Regions from separate parts of the Mus musculus genome. Here region 1 is linked to region 2. A link is a loop called in an ENCODE intact Hi-C map of the cell type or tissue named here. Cell type or tissue: heart. All regions are shown on one strand. Links, peaks and the distances in the headings refer to the core of each region. The heading gives the core; the rest is flanking DNA.

Region 1 (5,383 bases), core at 167-5,166, 120 kb after region 2:
AGAACTCCATTCCCCCCCCCCCCCAAAAAAAAAAAACAACCCCCAAACAAACCCAGAGTTAAAAACAAGTAGAGAGTGTTGTTTGAAGACAGCAAACTACTTGACCATCCAGAAGTACGGAGGCCAGAGGTGTAGAGAAAGGCTCCTGTGAAGTGGGCGTCCGTCTCTCATTCTCCGGGAATACTCAGCTGACTTGAAGCACAGAACGTGCATGGCTATGAGTTGTCTGAGGAGAGAGGGCTGGAGTTGAAGGATAAGAAAGGCGGGGCCAGAGATCCCCTTCATGGATCTGTTGAATCCTGGGGCTAGCTCGGATGGGATCCTTAACGCCTAAGCTAGGCAGAGAATTTGACATAGAACTTAGTAGTATTTTTATAAGACAAATACAATGTATTATCCTGGAGACTAGGGCTGTTACTAACAAGCTTTCAGTTGAAGCCTTAGTGGTGAGGCGGGTCCAGAGGGTGGCAGTTCTTTCTGTCAGTGCCAGAGAGAAGGCTGAGCTCACGTCGGAAAAATGCCAGTCTGCTAAGAGCACAGGAGCCAGCAAAGCACAGGGCTGATGGCATGGTCAGAGCAAAGGAATACAACTACTAAAAAGAGCCTCAAAGACGCTAGCGTCTATATCAGTTTGCACCATGAGTAACCATGTAAGTAGCAAAGAAATAGAACTGTGGAGAAAATGGGTGAAAAAGGAAGGGTTTTCACTAGAATCTTAGAAAGTTTTAATTTAAGAAAAATACGTTATCTAAAATTTAAAAATCCCTAGATGTGTTAGTGCAGTGGTTCTCACAGTTCCTCATGTTCCTCATGTTGTTGTGTGACCTCAGCCTTAAAATTATTGTTTCTACTTGATAATTGTAATTTTGCTGTGGCGAATCCTAATGTAAATGTCTGATCTGCAGGTTACCTGATCTATGGCCTCTGTGAACCACTGGTATAGGAGAGAAGGTTCAGACAGTAGGAGAGGACGTCAGTAGAAAATAAGGAACAGTTGAAATCAGAGAAAATAGAGAAGAAAAGATGATTTAATGAAAATGCATATACCTTTTGCCAGCAGAAGAGAAGAGATTTGGACAAAGTGATTTTGAAGAGATAATATATGGAATGTTTTAAAAAATTGATAAAATGTTCAAAACCAGAGATTCCCAAGGTATTATTTATTTTACACAAAGTGGATGCAAAGGAAATCACAGCTGAACAAATCAAAGTAGCCAATGATGAGGAAGAAAATGGCTGAAAGAATGTGAGGAAAGACATGTTTTGAAAGAGCAGACAGCAAGATTTATGCTAGACTCTGAGCAACCAAGTGCCCTGAAACTTTAGGAAGAAATTAGCAGTTAAACTAAAATTCAGTGTGTTCACCAAAATTGCTTTAAAAACGAAAATAAAATCACTTCCAAACAAAAAACAACTGTAAACCTAGGCAAAAGTAAGATCACAACATGAGCAAACAATGTCACCAGTGTGACCAGTGGGGGAACTGTGACATTAGGGAAGAACGATAAGGGGAAAACGGTGTGAATATCAGCTATTATTAACTGTGTGTGGGTTGAAAAAATAAACAGTTAACAGCAGTGCTATCTTAAGCATCCTGAATAACACTGGGAGGACGGAGGGAGAGTGAAGATAAGAGTAAGCAGGGTCAGGGATAGACGGGCTGTCTGTAGACCATCTGCAGTGCTTGTAAAAGCAGGGACCGTGGGAGTGGTGGCTAGACAGCAACACTAAGACGCAAGACGGTGGGACAGAAACTCAGCAGAAGACAAAAGACAGGCAGTTCAAAAAGTCGAGGGAAGAGGTCAGTCTAAAGTTGTGGTTAAGTAAAACTTTAGATGATAGAAATAATGCAGTGTATTTTTATTACACGATTACAGATTTTTTTTTTTTTAGAAATTCATTAAAGAAAAAGGTTCCATTTTTCAGCCCAAAATTGTGCATAGACAAGCATATAAATCTAAACTCATATGTAAGGTATTTCTGTGTTTCTTCTAACAGCTTCTTTGCGATATTGGCCATAGTGAAGAAAAACTGGGCTTTAATTATGAAGACATCATAATTTGGTAAGTGTAGTTCAGTTTTTTCTCCCATCCCTTATTTTAGTAATTTCTATTATAACAATTTAAGTCCGAGCTAGGGTGCCTGCAGCACATGCCTGGTTCTGTAGACACAGTGTTTGGCTGAAAGGAGCAGTCAGTAACTTGGCTGTGTGAGCATTAGCTCAGATTTTGTACTGCTGGGTACAAAGAACTAAACCTAAATATCCAGAATTACACGAACTTCTCCAAAAATTGTAATTAAATATTAAATTTGCAGACTGAATGTCTCATTCTTTCCAGGAAACGTTAGAACAACAACAACAACAACAAAAAAAAAACCCTAGATTTTCCCTAAGAAAGAATGTATCTATTACAAACTTGTTGTAGGCTAATAGGTAATTGATCAAGCAGTTTCAGTGCCACTTTTGGATGTTCTTGGGAGTAAACATTAATATAGTAGTATGTGTTTACTAACTACTGTTAACTATCTTGTTATTGAATTAAACTAATTATCCTTTGAGACATGTGGAAGCATACATGCAAATAAAGGATACATTGTAGAAACATCTAAAGATACAGTTTGAAAAGACTATAGGATTTCTTCTTCCATTTACACAATCTGCCAGAAGATGAGTAAAACTCCCAATTGGCTGGATTAGTGTGACTATTCAGAGGAAGCACAGAATAAAGACATCACCAAATACAATTCTTTACTTTGTAGTATTTTTTGTTTGGTTGACTTTTCTTAAATAGAATTAATTGTATATAACAAAAAGTTTGGGATACCTTAGCCATGAAAGAACTTGATATGGGAGTAAATCCTAAAGTATGAAAAATCTGAAATGCTCCAAAATCCGAGACTTTGTTAGAGCCATCTCAAGCATTCACAAGGTTGGGGGGTCTAGATTTTCAAGTAAGAGATACTCAGTTTGAAATAGTCTTGAAAGTAGTTTCAGTCTAAAAATACAAGAAATCAGAACTACTTCTCGTCCCAAGCATTTCACATGGGGGCAAAGTAACCTCTGCTGAACTGTGGTGTCTTTGAAGCCTGTGTAACAGAACGTTTTTGTTTTCCTACAGTTTGCGCTTAGCTTTATTAAATGAGGCAAAAGAAGTAAGAGCAGCCGGGTTGCGAGCGCTGCGCTATCTCATCCAAGATTCCAGTATTCTCCAGAAGGTGCTAAAACTGAAAGTGGACTATTTAATAGCTAGGTAATGTTCTGAGACGTGCCTGTCTTTCTTATGCCTTTAAAGTTTTGTGTTTAGCATCCAGCCAAACCTGTACAGATTTTTGGTGTAAAGCTTAATTTTGCAAAGGTGCATGATCAAGTAAGACCAAGACTAATGGTGTTTTTAGCAAAGGAGGGACTCCCTTTATACTTTCAAGCAATTGTAAATAGTTTTCTCCTTAGAGATTTGTTTTCCTGTCTTTGCATTTCACATTACATGTTAATTAATGTGTATAATCGACATATGTAAGTATACATTTATTGTTTTCTCATCATCTGTAAGGTTCTTCCACATTGATCATATCTGTTTTTAAATTTTATTTTTGCTATGAAGTATTTGGTCTTATGCTTAGGACATGCTTGAATCTGTTCATTCAGGATAGTTTTCAGTGTTGAGCTATTTTGAATGAATCTGCCCTGCAATCTTGTGTAAGTCTGTGAGGTGCTCACTTCTTAGAAGCAGGCATAGAGAAGGAGATGTTGGAACCTGATGCATGTGTGCTTAGCTATGTGATTGTGGTCGGCATCCCTCTCTCTTTGTAAAATGTATTTTTATTCTTTAATCCCTTTTTACAGTCTGGACTTCATCCCCCATCCACTCCCTATCCCATACCTTCCTCACCCCAGTGTCCAAAAGGATGTCCCCACCCCCATCCCACCCCCACCCCACCAGGCCTCCTCTCTCCCTGGGGCCTCAAGGGTTAGATGCATCTTCTCTCACTGAGGCCTGACCAGGCAGTCCTCTGCTGACTATGTGTTGGGGCCGCAGGTTTTTTCTTAAGACACGGCACTGATCATTTAGATGCCGTGACTGTTTGGTGAGCTTTAGTCACACTTACTGGGTTTGGGACTTCTGTTGTTTGTTGCGGTAAATCTCCTCCCAAATAGGCCCGGCAATGAAAACACAACACAGTTACTATGATTACATGCTGTGTGCCTAGATTGGGCAGATCTACCGCTACACTACCATCTTCCACAGCTTGTGAGACCCCCTTAGAACTTGCAGTTTCTTCAGGCCATGTGCTTCTCCTCCGGCTCTTCTTCTTCCTCCTCTGCGTCCTCTCTCTCATTTTCTCCTTCCTCTCTCTCCCACCTTCCACTCCACCTTCCCTTTTATCTGCCTAATCATCAGCTCTCCTTTATTTTACAAATTAAGGTGGGAAGCAGGTTTACAGGAAATTACCTGAGTGCTGACTCATTCCTTGTTCACAACCCCTCACAAGAGAATGGAATTAACATCAAATACAGTTAGCCCCAGGGCTATCCACAACAGTTGTTTGTTGTGGGTTAATTTATTTATTCCTGTTGTTGTATTACTTTGTTTTGACAGGGTTTCTGCTACAAATTCCAGGCTGGCTTCAGGCTTACTGATTCTCCTGTCTCACCCTCTTTAGACATTGTAGTGGAGGCAGTGCCATTATTTTTTCTTCTGATTTTTAGCTACTAATATATAGATAATAGGACGTACTGTCTTCTTTTACAGCAGCCTTGGTAAATCCCTATAGTTTCCCCAGTCTATGGAGTCCGTGGGCCTCCCATGCTTGTGAACTCCTGAGGACTCACCTCCAGGACCCTTAGCCTTAGTCTTGCTTCAGTCCTCTGCTTCTCGAGAACTGCACTGCATCCGGACGTCCCTCGTTCGCGTGGAAGGTGCCAAGTACTCCACTGGCTTGACTTTGCGTAGCTGTTAGTAAACTATGGCCCTCACTTGTATTTTTGAAGTCAATTCATTCATTCATGATGGCTTCTCATTTCTAAATAGACTGAACACATTGGTATTTAGTTTTTAGTTCTGCTAATACATACTTCTGCTTTGGGTACTATGTAAAGATACTATGTAAAACTTGTGACTTGTGTTAGTATTTCCCCTAGGTGGTTACAACTAGACCATGAACCTTACAGGGGTGGGTTTTGTTTGTTTTAATTGTGGCTTACTTTGCTTGGTTGATACAGCACTGTTGAGTTTTCTGTGTTGGTGTGTGTCTGTTTGGGACTCACTAAGGCTTGACTTTGGTGTCTTGGAGAGGTCTGTCTGGGTGCTGCTTCCTTCTGTCCTTGTCTGGTCCTGTAGCATCCGTCAGACACTCTCCTGCTGCACAGCTCCCGTCACATAAA
Region 2 (5,383 bases), core at 229-5,228:
CTCAAACAACTTCCCTCTAAAACCAACAAGATGGCTGCCAACAGCCCGCCCAGTAGGCTTGGACTCTTGTAGGCAATATTGTTTCCTTAAGTTATCTCCAACGCCCACTGATAGTAATAAACCTTGAGTCGTTTATAATCTCCATCATATCAAGGCTTCCTCTTGCTACGTGGCTTATCTATGACCAGCCAACTTCATAAAAATAGATCCAACTTAGAAGGAACTTGGAAAGAACAAAAGAGGCTGGGTGCTTTCCATTGCCTGGGCAATCTATACTTAGAGCACTGTAAAGTTAACTACGGTGTGCAGAAAGGGGGGAAGTGGGAAAGTTAAGGACCTCTAGGAGCTTAGTCGACTCTTCAAAACAGAAAACTCTAACAGTCTTAAAGTCCCCAACCATAAATTCCACAATGAGGAAATATCTAGATGCGAAATCTCCCCCGCTGAAGGGGAAGTTAGATAAATACATAGAGGAAATGAAAGCAAAATGAGCCTTAGTCATGCTCAAGAGTATGGAGGAAATGGCTGGGTTGGGTTTGAGGCAGAAAAGTAGAAGAGGCATGTGTTTCTAAGCCTCTTATCCCACCTTCAGAGCACCCTTGGGATGCTGTTCCCTCCCTACTCAGAATCCATTCACAAGTCACAACCTATTGGGCTTTTAAAATATTCACTGGGACTGGAGAGATGGCTCCTTGGTTAAGACTGCTCTTAACCAAGTCTCTTCCAGAAGTCCAGAGTTCAATTCCCAGCAACCACATTGTGGCTCACAATGTGATGGGATCTGATGTCCTCCTCTGATGTGCCTGAAGACAGCAACAGTGTACTCATACATTAAAAAAAAAAAAAAAGGTGTGTAAAATAGTCACTCAATAAACCTTCAAGTCACTCCTCTGTGTCTTTTCTATTGAACTTCCGGGAAGGCCATGCACAAAACAGAGATCTCTGCTTCTATATGAAGCAAGGGCAGGAGAAACAGGAACTGACAGACAGATGGAAGACACTGCGGTGGGCAGTAAGGGTCAAGTGCTGAGGGAGAAAACAGGAAAGGAAAACGTGAGGGGTGTTACAGGCAGCATAGCGTTACAGCTTTAAACAGAGATGCGAGGGAGCAAAGATGCAAGGGGATGTGGGCGTTGGGCATAAAGCTGTGGGGGAGGGGCTGCTCAAGGCAGAGAACAGAAAGGCTGGAGTCTAAGGAGGAGGCGGGCAGAATTACACTAACAGCAGCAAGAGACACAATGGGGAAAGAGCCCGCTGTTGTAAGGGCTCTGCGTGCTGTGACAGTCTGCGACTGTCACGGTAAGTGAGATGCGAACCCCGATGGTTGCAGCACAGCACCAAGGTTTTTTGACTTTTGTTTGATTAAGGCCACTTTAAGTAGATGGGCAAACGCGGAGGCAGCACCAGAACCATTTAGACGGTGCAGAAATGCAGGCAATCTACCAAAGCATTCTAGCCAAGATGGGCTGTCCTCTGCAGAGGCGGCAAGAAATGTCTGCACTGTGGATACATTTTGAAGGGAACAGTAGCAGAATTTGAATTTATTAATGAAACTCACAGTGAGGATCGTGTGTGGTCTTAGCAACTGGAAAGTGCCTGCCACAGGAGCATGAAGTTTGTGCCCATCACACATTTAAAAGCATGTATATGGAACCCCATTTCTGACGAAGTGGAGGGGTTACGGATATGGCAGAGGCAGGTAGAGTCCCGAGGCTCATGGTAGCTAAATCAAGGGCTCTGGATTCACTGAGAAATACAAAGTGTAACGTGATAAAGGAAGATTCCCCAACTTCAACTGCCGGTCTAGACATGCATGCACACACGTAGAAAGAAACTGGAAAGAGCCAATTCAGAGTCTGTTCAAGGTGTGAAGCAAAGACACGGAGTAACAACTAGGATGGGAAGAATTTTGGTTCGTTTCTGTTTCTGTATCTTGAGTCAGGATCTCATGTCACTATAACCTAGGCTGATATTAGGTAGCAAGGGTAGCATGGAGCTTATATGAAAATGACAACATGCTTATATATGGTGATAAGAAATAACCAGCAAAGGCAAAAACAATGCTGTAGGCTGGGAAGAATTTCTGGAACAGAGTCTGGCTCAGCCTCAGTGAGGGCTGGGCTAAATGACTGACAGGTTAGAGCTTCCTGGGTGCACAGTGGAATCTCCAACCAGGAAGTGGGGAGGGAATTTGGGGAGATGGGGACTTTGACCATGCAGAACCTGCTCAGCTTCTGAAGTTATTCTAGGGAATAATTTCTAATCATGTCCTTCAGATCGATTTATGTTTCAGTCTGAAAGGTTTGAAGGTAAATGGGAACCAGAAGTCACGAATCATTTCAAAAATCTTGAGTTTGTGGGAGGCATGTTACCGGTATTTTAAATTGCATTCTTTCGCCACCTAGTGGGCAGAAAGCAGGCCGCTCATTACATTTTCCTGTAGTCTGACCAAGTGAAATGAAATCGGAAGGGGGAGCTTTTTGTTGTTAATGTTCAAGTCCATGTCTTTGACTATAGCACATTTCTTAGGGCTGTTTTAGAAGGAATCAGAATTGTATCAGTATAACCCATCCTTCAGATGGAACCCTGGGTTGAGATTTTATATACAAAGCAAATTTTCTGGGTATTAATAGTAATAAGACAGGAAACGTGAGGTAATAAGAAATAATAATGAATGGGAAGTGACTAAGGTCAGAAAAGGAAGGGCCAAGCGTTCTCCCTGAAGTCACTCTAGTTAGGACCAGGGATTGTTTCAAACAAGAATGTACCAGTGTGATCTTGTAATCAACTACAAGTGCTTTGAATTTTCCAGAACTGGACACTTGGCACATCAGATAGCCTTACCTAATTCCATTTGGCAATATTTGGCTTAGGCCAGTCATCGTTTGGAAATTTCTCATAGGTGAAATATAGAAAGACGTGTTCCCAAGGGAGGGGTCCATTCCTGAAAAGGGCAGGTATAAAAATAACGATATGTGTCACTTAGATTTCTTCACAAAAAAAAAAAAAAAAATCAGCAGTAAAAGGTTAAAAGCTAAACTTTTTTTTAATTAGATATTTTCTTCATTTACATTTCAAATGCTATCCCAAAAGTCCCTCATACTCCCCCCCCCAATCCCCTACCCACCCACTCCCACTTCTTGGCCCTGGCGTTCCCCTGTACTGAGGCATATAAAGTTAAAGGCTAAACTTACAAAGAGTAAATAAGAGCATTAAAATAAAATTAAAAAAATATATAGTTTCACATCTTTAAATGTTAAGATATAGAGCCTTTGTTTATTTGTTTTTGGTTTTACCTTCCTGGGAATTGAACCAGGACCTCACAGGCACTAGGCAAGCACTCTGTCACTGAGCTGCAACCCCCACCCCACCCTAAGAGTGCTCCAAAATGACGGGCATAACATTAAATGAATTTCATTTGGTTCTTTAGGCTGCGCAGGAAACAAAGGGCTGTAGTGAGAAGCCGGCTTGCAGGGACTCATCTCCTCAGATAAGCTTCCTGCTCTTTCTCCTCCCTGCCCACTGCCTCCTCTTGGCTGCCTGTGGTCAGCTGTGGCTGGTTCCTTTCTTCTCTCTGTGAAACTCTTCTTTATGCCTTCCTGGAACACTGAGCAGTTGGTGGCAACTGGACTTGGATCTTTTCAGGACATTTGCATCTATTTCTTATCCTCATCTTGGTCCATTTTATTCTCCACTGTCATGGCCATTGGGGTCACTATTTCATACTTAATATTTTAATACTATAAACTTCATGAACTCAGACCTATATAAAATGGCATCACACTTTATATGGCATAATATTGAGTCTATGTATACAAGTAACATCTCCTTGGGTGAGAAACACTTTGACTGAATGTGCCAATGCCTTTTGTCTTATTACTATTATTTATTTATTATGTATCCAGGTGTTTTAGAAAGTAGTCGATGAGTCCAGTGGGGGATGATGATGGTGATGGTGATTACATCATTTTAAACAAATGGCAATAATTCATTTGGGTGATAAAAGTACCCCTAGTCTCTGTATCATTAGTTCATTAAAAATACAAACACACCCAGAACTAGCAAGACAGGAGTTACTCTAAAAGTATTTTCAAAATGATAACTTTTATAGTAAATTAGCAAAGTGACAATCTATTTTATCAAAGGTTTTGTGGTCTGGTTATAGATAGAGACTTTGTAGCCCTGTAGAGGTGGACTGATAACACCCGGAAGCAGCAAAGGGCAGGCTTTGGAACTGGGTAATAACCTCCCAGAAGAGGCACTTTTATGAAAAACTTGGGTCAGGGGTCTACAGCAGGGGGATGACATGAAAAAAGAATACAGGGCGAGCACCTGACTCCAATCTCCAGAATTTACAGAAAGATGGAAGGACGGACCCAACCCCAGAGCATGCTTCTTCTGACCTCTACTCATGTGTCCGTGCGCGCACGCGCACGCGCACACGCGCGCACACACACCCTAGTAACAGTTCTTTATTTTTATTTATTTTATTTTATTTCATTTTATTTTAGAGATGGAATTAACCCAGTAAACCCCCCCCCCCCCCAGCTAAGCATGGAGAAAGAGAGTGTCCGAGACAGAGTGAGGATTCTGTAAAAGCAAAGCAGTGGAAGAACAGAGTTCATTACTCAGCCCTGCGCCCTGCTCACCGTGAAAAGGACATTCATTGGTTGAATGTCAGTGTATTTTATGTCCAGAGTATTTACGTTCTCAGTAAAATGCTATTCCTTAAAGCTAAGGTGAAGGACTTATGTTAAGAGATAGGTTATTTCTCTGCCAGTGAAATGAGCCAACTCAAGCCAGATTAGAATATATTGAAGTCAGGTTTATTGGGGAGCTGCTCTTGGATGAGTTCACTAACCCCAAAGACCAGGCCAGGGAAGTCACTATGAGTGTGTGTGTGTGTGGGGGGGGGGGGGGGGGGGGAGAAAGTGTGTGTGCCCGAAGAGAGAAAGAGAAAGAGAAATGAGGGAGAGAGATCAAAATGTCTGGATTATATAGGCAGGAGCCTTTTGGGGGAAGGGCAGCTCAACCCCTAGGCTGGAAAGTTCAGGGATGGGAGCAGGGTGTGCCAGGTATGGACTGAGGGATGCTGGGAGAACCTTAAGTCCAGATCTGCTTTGATATGTAAAGTAAGCACTTCATTCCCCCAGCTCAGAAACCAAACATTACTTAATTTCCATTGTAAAACTTGTTCTTCCTTGTCCACACCTAGCAATCTTATTTAAATAATTATTTCCAACAGGATCCTTTTTTCTTTGCTTTGCTTTGTCATTGAAATGGAAACTTATTATATAGTCCAGGTTGGCTTTGAACCCCAGAGTACCGCAATTATAAATAAGTATGTAAGTACAAAGCTACAGCAATTGTTCATTACTGATTG

Evidence for each region. Peaks named below come from ENCODE experiments on the same cell type or tissue, not always from the same donor. Only the 100,000 strongest peaks of a DNase experiment are listed, where the experiment ranks them.
Region 1: a loop joins it to region 2, with 2.1 times the contacts of the local background. A loop is called at or near these places in 1 of 42 quality-filtered maps.

Annotation. Positions count from the first base shown.
Region 1 is chr15:6,742,330-6,747,712 of GRCm38, forward strand. It overlaps Rictor (RPTOR independent companion of MTOR, complex 2), which reads left to right. Exons shown (of 38, transcript NM_030168.3): 4 at 1,999-2,063; 5 at 3,120-3,251. Among named protein-coding and RNA genes, the nearest start is that of Rictor, 37 kb to the left of the region's middle. In heart, for the core only: no CTCF peak of the experiment used is centred there; no DNase peak of the experiment used is centred there; H3K4me3 peaks cover 962 bases; H3K27ac peaks cover 1,722 bases.
Region 2 is chr15:6,623,541-6,628,923 of GRCm38, forward strand. The region is part of intron 2 of Fyb (FYN binding protein); the gene reads left to right. It overlaps Gm2245 (predicted gene 2245), which reads right to left. Exons shown (of 7, transcript NR_155272.1): 3 at 2,845-2,944. Among named protein-coding and RNA genes, the nearest start is that of Gm2245, 28 kb to the right of the region's middle. In heart, for the core only: a CTCF peak has its summit at 2,414 (motif pointing left); no DNase peak of the experiment used is centred there; H3K4me3 peaks cover 1,508 bases.